2 separate regions of the Mus musculus genome follow, and region 2 is linked to region 1. A link is a contact called in ENCODE Hi-C or POLR2A ChIA-PET data. All regions are on one chromosome and are shown on one strand. The core of a region is the stretch at or near the end of the contact, and the rest is flanking DNA. Distances in the headings are between cores, read along the strand shown.

Evidence for each region. A loop is a pair of places that touch in the nucleus more often than their neighbours do. ChIA-PET counts read pairs that join two places held with the same protein, here RNA polymerase II (POLR2A).
Region 2: a map of mouse embryonic stem cell shows a loop between it and region 1 (3-fold over the local background). The contact joins two enhancer-like sites. A Hi-C loop is called at or near these places in 1 of 37 maps with a recorded cell type or tissue (mouse embryonic stem cell). POLR2A ChIA-PET finds 5 or more read pairs at or near these places in 1 of 5 experiments (embryonic stem cell).

What each region holds. Positions count from the first base shown.
Region 1 is chr11:76,427,998-76,432,135 of GRCm38, forward strand. The region is part of intron 16 of Abr (active BCR-related gene); the gene reads right to left. Among named protein-coding and RNA genes, the nearest start is that of Timm22, 23 kb to the left of the region's middle. Within about 2 kb of position 1,808, at least 2 of the 3 ENCODE cell types and tissues checked have a DNase peak (open chromatin) inside an H3K27ac peak, as active enhancers do.
Region 2 is chr11:76,646,340-76,650,333 of GRCm38, forward strand. All of the region lies in intron 1 of Gm46288 (a long non-coding RNA gene), which reads left to right. Among named protein-coding and RNA genes, the nearest start is that of Gm46288, 22 kb to the left of the region's middle. Within about 2 kb of position 1,373, at least 1 of the 3 ENCODE cell types and tissues checked has a DNase peak (open chromatin) inside an H3K27ac peak, as active enhancers do.

The sequences.
Region 1 (4,138 bases), core at 558-3,057:
TAACCCCTGGGAACTGGGGACTCGGCTATTTCCTGATTAGATTAGTGCTCAGGGTGCAGGAGCCAGCCCCTGGGATGTCACTCAGAGGGGACAGCCTCCCAGAATACAGGTGCTATCTGTGGGTCCTGGGAACAGGCACTGAGTGAAAGGTATCAGACCATGTGATGGAGAAAGGCAGATGGGGCTTGTGAGGGGCTGGATGGCGGAGAACCAGAGGTAATATACATTCAGTGAGGATCCTCTAGGGTGGGGCTCAGGGGAGAGAGAAACAGGTCCCAAAACACCTTAGAGGGAGTTACTAAGCAGTGGTCAAACATGGACGCACAGCAACTCAACCGTCTGTGTTTTGCTTTCGGCCACTGTGGCCATGCCCTCAGCCCTCTCCCTAAAAGAAGTGGAGGCCTTCAGACTATTGTCCAAGAGTGCAGCAGGTCGTGAGCCACATAACACAGAGGCCCTGTTAGAATCCCAGTTAGCTATCACTCTTTTTAGACCAAAGTGACGCCATATGCAGGACAGGAAGCACCCACATGGTCATATAAGGGGAAGGCACCAGGGACAGAGGACACTCAGTGTGAGTTTTGAGGACGTCCTCAGGTGTGGAAGTCCTTCCTCCCCAGGCTCAGCTTCACCAGCCCAGACAGGTAATACCATCACTTGTTGGCCACTTCCCTGTGCCCTGCCTTTAGGAGGCACAAAGCAAGTGTGCCACTGGCATCTGTTTTCCTAGTCTCGATCAGCTGATAAAGCCATTTTCAAGCCTGAGTCTTCCTGACTGCTGGGCCACATTCTACTATGACACATGTCCTCTACCAGACAGCTAGCCCTTCCCTTCAGCGTTCTGGGAACGATGACTATGTGGCTTCAGCTTCTGGACATGCCCTCATGTGTATTGTTCAATCTTCACTAAGAGGCCTACCTGCCTATGAGCAGCTGGGGACAAAGTCAAAACCAGCCACCCCCTGGTCTCAGTGGAGAGAGAGACAGAGGTAAGAGCATTCTTCAGCACACAGTGCCCTGGGATACACCCAGTGGCTCAGTGGGTGACACACACCACCAATGACAATGCTCAGCAGGGCTCCAGGCCCCCACCTTTGAAAGTGAAACCCCCTTTCTTAGGATACCCCCTCTACCGCTGCCACAGCACTGCAGGGCAGAGGCTGGGAGGAGCTCAGCCTCCTGTACAAGCCCCTGACTTCCTGCCCTCTGCAGCTGCTCCTACCAGCCTACCATTCCTAGTCTACTCTGCCTTTGGCCTGCTGAGACTGAGACCCGCCACTGCCCTCTTCTGGAAAGGTACAGACTCTCCTTAGCCTGTCTCTCTTCAAAGTCTACAGCTTGTTTTAGAGATTTATAAAAGTGAAATGTTCTTTAATAAATGTTCTTTAAATCCAGCGTGCTAAAGCTGCTGTGCTAAGAGGCCACACAGGGGCGTCACATGACTCAAGGGCCTCAGTAAAACACACTGCTGATAGGTTCCAAACGAAAGGTAGCCTGGAGTCTGGATGCTCCTGGAGATCCTCTACCCAGTTAGGTACCATGTGTGCTGTGGGTAGGATTCCTAGGACTCGGATACCAAGGGCCACGGTGGTGATCTTGGGTTGCTTTAGCTTGTCTTCCCAAGTAGTCACAGGCTTAGGGTTGTATCCTCTGGGAAACGAAGCCAGCCTGTCACTGGGACACGCCACAGGCCTGAGAGGCACAGCAGGGCAGGCAGTCTGAAAAGGGATCTGCCAAGAGACTGCCTCGCCTTCCTGCAACAGGGCACTTAAGATTCTGTCAACGTGGCTGCTGAGCTCAGGGAAGGGCAGAGGAACAGGCCTCCATCCTGCGTTCCAGCTCAGCAACTGGGTCAGAAAAGACCAGGGTCAGGATCAGGAAATTGTCACCTCATCTTTCCAGTGGCCTGGCAGCCTTACTGTAAAAGCCCAGCCAGCTCTGACTTTCTAGCCCTCTGCCCCTGGAACAGGTACAGCAAGCAGGGCCAGCCAGGCTGCCCTGAAGGTACTCTGTGGCTGCAGTTTACCCCTCTCCTCCCAAACCAGCCACAGATGGGCTAGGCTGACTCCCTACTCTAAGACACCCGGGTGAGGCCCCTTTGCCTCTGCTCCCTTCCCCTCCCCCTCTCAAGAACTCTCAAGTTCCCAAGGTCCACATATGGAAGGGGTTTAGCAGCTCTGGATGAGGCTTTTATTGAAGCCAGGTTAGCTTCTTAGCTCCACAGCAACCTGCCTTTTCCAGCGCTCCATCCAGGGCCTCGGCCTATACTGAGTAGACCACACTCATGGGCTCTGGCTGGGCATGGCTGAACTTTAAGGAGAGACAGACAAAACTCAAAACTGGACTGCTTCTGGCCTTCATCTCTCCCCAACCCTGCGGCTCTGCCAAGGCCTTCCCCAGCCTGGGGATTTTACTGTAGGGCCGAGCTGCAAGTGAAAAGCAAGTATTTTACCCTGCCTTTGCCCAGGGCCATGCTGGGGTCAGCAGGGCGGTAGCAAGGGCAGGGGCAACAGCCCAGTCTGGAGATGGCCAAGGCCAGAGCAGCAGAGGCAGACCTCAGCTGCCTGAGGCAGTAGGCATTCCAGGATCCTTCCATCCTGGCTGCTACTGGAATGTGAAGGGTCTAGAAGACCACCACAGGCTCAAAGGCCTTGACTTGCAACAGTTTGATAAGAATTATAAAATCTGAGCCGGGCATGGTGGCACACGCCTCTTAATCCCAGCACTCGGGAGGCAGAGGCAGGCGGATTTCAGAGTTCCAGGCCAGCCTGGTCCACAGAGTGAGTTCCAGGACAGCAAGGGCTATACAGAGAAACCCTGTCTTGAAAAAAAAAAAAAAAAAAGAACATAAAATCCTTTTCTGAAACTGACTTTACCTCCCACACTGGCCAGGAAGATCTAGGTAGAGATCCCACTGCTAGTGAATATGGGGATACTGGCAATTTACTGTATAGCTCTGAGCAGACTCACCCCCCAAGCCTTGCATCTGCTCTGAGTCTCATGTCCACACACATTATCAACAGCATCCCTATGCCCTTTGAGACACAGTGTCCTGGGCCAGGTGGCATACCCTATCCACGAGGCAGCTGGGTAGGAACCTGGAGCTTCCATGAGTTCCTATCTAGGTTATCCACTGACCACACAACCCTGACAAATGGATTTCTGAGAAACAGCCTCAGGGCCTGAGCAAGTGCTGGGCTTCTCCTCAGAGGCCATGTAAGTGAGGCAGCTGGTAGAGTGAGAGCCTATATATAGGGTCCAAGCTGTCTGGATTTAAGAACCAGCTCCTTTGCTAAGCACCATGTAACATCATCTGGGTCACTCTCTAAGCTTCCATTCCCTCGTATATAAAATGGCACTAGCACTTGCCTCACAGACTGATGCCCGGTACCCAGGTCATGCTCAAGACACATCAACACTATGAAATTGTGCCGAAAGGCTCTAATGGCTTCCTTCTTGATGCTGACCAGTCCTTATGCCTTCCACTTTGTCCCCTCCACTCTGCATGGCCTTCTGCTCTTGAACACACCTCTCCTAGAGCTTCTGCCACGTAGGCTCCTTTGTCTGGACTTCACTGTCCCCAGATCTTTTGTGGTCAAACCCACGAAAGTTCATCCTTTAAATTACCAAGCGGGGCGTGGTGGCGCACGCCTTTAATCCGAGCACTTGGGAGGCAGAGGCAGGTGGATCTCTGTGAGTTTGAAACCAGACTGGTCTACAAAGTGAGTCCCAGGACTGCCAGGGCTGTTACACAGAAACCCTGTCTTCACCCAAGTCTCCTCTGACCCCCCCCCCCAAAAAAAAACCCTCCAGCTAAGCCTCTCAACCCTTCCCTGTTTTCTTCATAATCACCCAGCCTGGAATAACCCTACTTATTGATGGACTTTTTTAGAACAGGCCCCCTGCCTGGGCCCCTCCATATCCCTTGGCCCAGAACACAGGAGGTACTCATCAACACCTATGCTCCAGGATGTGGGGGATGGAGACAGCAATAGCTTTCCACCATGGTTCCTTCAAGACAGGAGTCACACATTCCAGTTTGCCTCTCTTCTCCCATACCAGTGAATGGTTGGCCATGTGAACTCTCCTGTGTGTGGAGAGTTTAAAGCTCAGGAGTAGGAATTTGGTCACTACCCCA
Region 2 (3,994 bases), core at 123-2,622, 220 kb after region 1:
TCTCGCTCCCCTAACCACCCGCAACTTCCCTACCGCCCAAGAACACAAACTTATAAGGAATGAATGATGGGTTAAAACTCCTCACTGTACTGGCCAAAATCATGATCTCCTTTAGTTTCTCAGTACCAGTATTGGACGCGCTCTTTGGAAAATACTGAACTAACTGGTTTGAGGAGCAGTCAGTAGTATTTATGAATATTCGTAAGGCTCTGGGTTCCATCCCCAACACCAAAGAGAGAGAGAGAGAGAGAGAGAGAGAGAGAGAGAGAGAGAGAGAGAATCTGCGTGACTTTATATAGACTTTGTAAGTGCTGGGGATGGAACTTGGGGACTCACAAGGCAAATGTTCTAATGCTAAGCCATAGCCAAGCATGATTATCTTTTCCTTGATTTATTATTTTGGGCGTTGGGGGTGGAACCCAGGGCCTTCAGCATGCTGAGAGTTGCTGTACTGCTGAGCTAGACCTCGGCCCTTTCACCCCCATTTTCTGCAGTAATGAGAAATGGATAATGATGCAGACAGCTGCAACGGCAAGGTCCATATCTTACTTATTGGCATCTCTGTTCCCAGGATTTTCTTAAAAGGTTTTAACGCCCGCCCCCCCCCCCCACTAATCTCTTCTAAACAGTGGTAATTATAAATCCCCAACAAAAACCCAGAGGCTTGTGTGCCTCTCTCAGGCTTTTCATTTTAATAGATCCACTAATTAAAAGGTATAATTTAACAAATAATGACCTAATCATCTCACTCTGAAATCAGACGGAAACCCACTACTAAAATGTTGGACTGGGTAGCGATAATGGATCCGGGCTCAATTCAGCCCCCTGCTGGGTCCAGCCTGGCCCTCTTCCAGCTGCCTTTGATTAGCTGCAATGGTTTTCCAAGCCATTTAGAGCACACCCACTAGAGAGAGGAGAAGTGAGCAATTTAAGGGGCTAAGTGGTTTTTTGGACCCACTCCCACTGCTGACAGCACAAGACAGAATGCTTACCCCTTCCTCACCCTTAGTCACCGTCACTTGGTCAATCCCGTTTTCTCCCCTTCCTTCTCTGCCCCCTGCGGGGAGAACGCTGCTTGAGCAGTGGGAAGCAGGAAGGGGTTGTGGCAAGGAAGAATAGCCACGAAACCAGGTGATGCCCCTCGTATCCAACATCGGAAGTGGTTAATGAAACAACAATAAGTCAGGAAGGCAAGATTGCTTCCCACCTACCCCACCCCCTCCGTTCGCTGGGAATAGGGCATCTGTGCCAGGTTAAAAATAGCCTTGTGTTCTGAAACCTCCCCCGCTGCCCGAGCTCACGCCAGTCTCCTGTGCCACCCAGGGCTCAGAAGGAACTCATTCTGCATGGCAGGAGAGCCTCAAAGGCTGGCCCCTTTCTGGAGTCCTAAGGAGACTGGGGACTTTGAAGACAGCAGGGAGTGGCAAAGGCTCCCTCGTGCGGCTGAGGCAGGAACTGCTAGATGAGACCCAGGAGGATACAAGGCCTTGTAGGGCTTGTAGGGTTTTGGGAGCAGTGTGCCTGCTCGAGGAAGCAGTTTCCAAGTCTTGCTCCGTTGTTCTGGTTTCCTTTCTGATCTTGTGATAAAACTCTCTGACCAAAAGCAACCTAAGGGCTTATTTCATCTTACATATATATGCAAGTCACAAGTCCTTCGTTGAGGGAAGTCAAGGCAGGAACCTGAAGTGGGGACTGTTTGCTAGTCCATGAAATACTACCTCTGACAAGGATATGAACTCATGGCCCAAGAAAGTACAGCAGGAGCCATGACAGATGCTACTTCCTAATTGGCCGACATGTGGTCTCATGCCTAGTTAGCTTTTATATATATATATATATATATATATATATATATATATATATATATATATATATAAAACCACCTGCCTAGGGCTGGTGCTGCCCACAGTGGGCTGGGCCCTCCTGCATTGATTAATAATAAAACATTCTCCCACCATCAGATCTAGACAGTTCCTCAGCTGAGGCTCCCCTCTTAAATGACTCTGTGTCAAGTCATGACTGTGTCAAGATGACAGTGGAAGCCAACTAGGACAGTTGTATTCCTATCCCCATGAGCATAGCTTGAAAAGCTACCTCCATTCATTTGTGGGGTTCAAGAAGGACACTAGCCTATCGGGTGGTGGACCACACCTTTAATCCCAGCATTCCTGAGAGGTGGCTTAGTGGATCTCAGAGTCCTCCTCCTTGCAAAGCTGTTAGTTTCTGAGGGGCCACAGCCAGTCTCCCTTCACTCTGTTGTGTGTCTGCTCTGTGGCTGTGAAGATAGTGGTCCTGAGACCCAGGCCTGTATTAGATTTTCATCATTGTAGTAAAACACCTGAGATGGGCTTGCTTTATAAAGGAAAGAGGTTTATAGGGCTGGGGAGATGGCTCAGTGATGAAGAGTTTTGCTGATCTTATAGAAGACGTGAGTTTAGTTCCCAGGACACACACTAGCAGGCTCACAATTGCTGTAACCCCACCTCCAGGGGACCCGATGCCTTCTTCTGGCTTCCAGGAGCATCAGCACACTGTGGCACACATCCACACACATCCATATACATAAATAAAAATCGATTTTAAAAATAGAGAAAAGAAGTTTACAGGCCTAGCAATGCTGACACCTTGGGGAAGGGCAGGCTCAGGAGACAGAGGCCAGTGTAGGGCTGCATGAGTCTCTCTGTCTTGGAAAGTCAAAACTAGGGCTGATAAGATGGCTTCATGGTAAAACATGCTTGCCTCTTGTAGTTGTTTCAATATGTTTGGCCCAGGAAGTGGCACCATTGGGAGATGTGGCCTTGTTGGAGGACATGTGTCACTATGGAGGAAGAACTCTGAGGTAATATATATGCTCAAGCTCTGCCCAGTGTGAGACACAGTAGTCCTCTCCTTGTAGAGCACTCAGCTCCTTCCCAGCACCGTGTCTGCCTGCGTGCCGCCATGCTCCCCGCCATGGTGATAGTAGACTAAAACCTCGGAATCTGTCAGCCAGCCCCAGTTAAATGTTTACCTTTATAAGAGTTGCCTTGGTCATGGTGTCTCTTCACAGCAATGGAAACTATGCAGACCTGATGACCAGAGGTCCATCCCCAGAGTGACTTAAAAGCCGACTGTGGGGGCTGGAAGGATGGCTCAGTGGTTAGAGCACTTGTTGTTGCAGAGGACCCAGATTTGATTCCCAGAACCCACATGGAGGCTCACCACCTCCTCGGGCATCAGGCACACAGGTGGTGCACAGGCCTACATGTAGGCAAAACACTCATACACATAAAATAATAATAATAATAATAATAATAAAATAAAGAACCCAACAACAAAACAGCTGTGGAGGCACACATCTTGAGTCCCAGGGCTCCTCTCTAGAAAGGCGGGAGATGAGAGAATCACCTTGGAAGCTCTCAGGTCAGCCGCGCTGCAGTAAACAGCAAACGCACAGAAATAAGAGAGCAGACCCTGCCTCCAGCCAGCAAGGTGGGAGTGCAGAACTGATTTCCACACGTTTTCCTCGGACCTCCATATCCGCTGCGTGACCCGAGACTGCCTGTATTCCTGTGCTCATATTCGTATATTCACACCTGTTTATAAATTAAATATAACAGCTGGCCATACTGGCACACACCTTTAATCCCTGCACTCAGGTGGCAGAGGCAAGTGGATCTTTGTGAGTTCAAGACCAGCCTGGTCTACATAGAGTTCCAAACAAATAGGGGGGTCACTGACAGAAAGAGAGGGGCTGCTTGGGGGTAACTGTGGGTAAAGTGCTTGGTGTTTAAGCCTGACAACCCGAGTTCGGATCCCCAGGACCCTTGTAGAAGTTAGACACCAGGGCTAGAGAGAGGCTCACCAGTTACGAGCTCTTGTTGCTTTTCCAGAGGACCCAAGTTCAGTACTCAGCCCCCAAGTTACGCAGCTCACAAGCACTGTTTCTCAAGCTCTAGGGATCCAGTGATAACTCTGCATGCCTGTACTCAGCATGCTCATACCCATTCGCAGA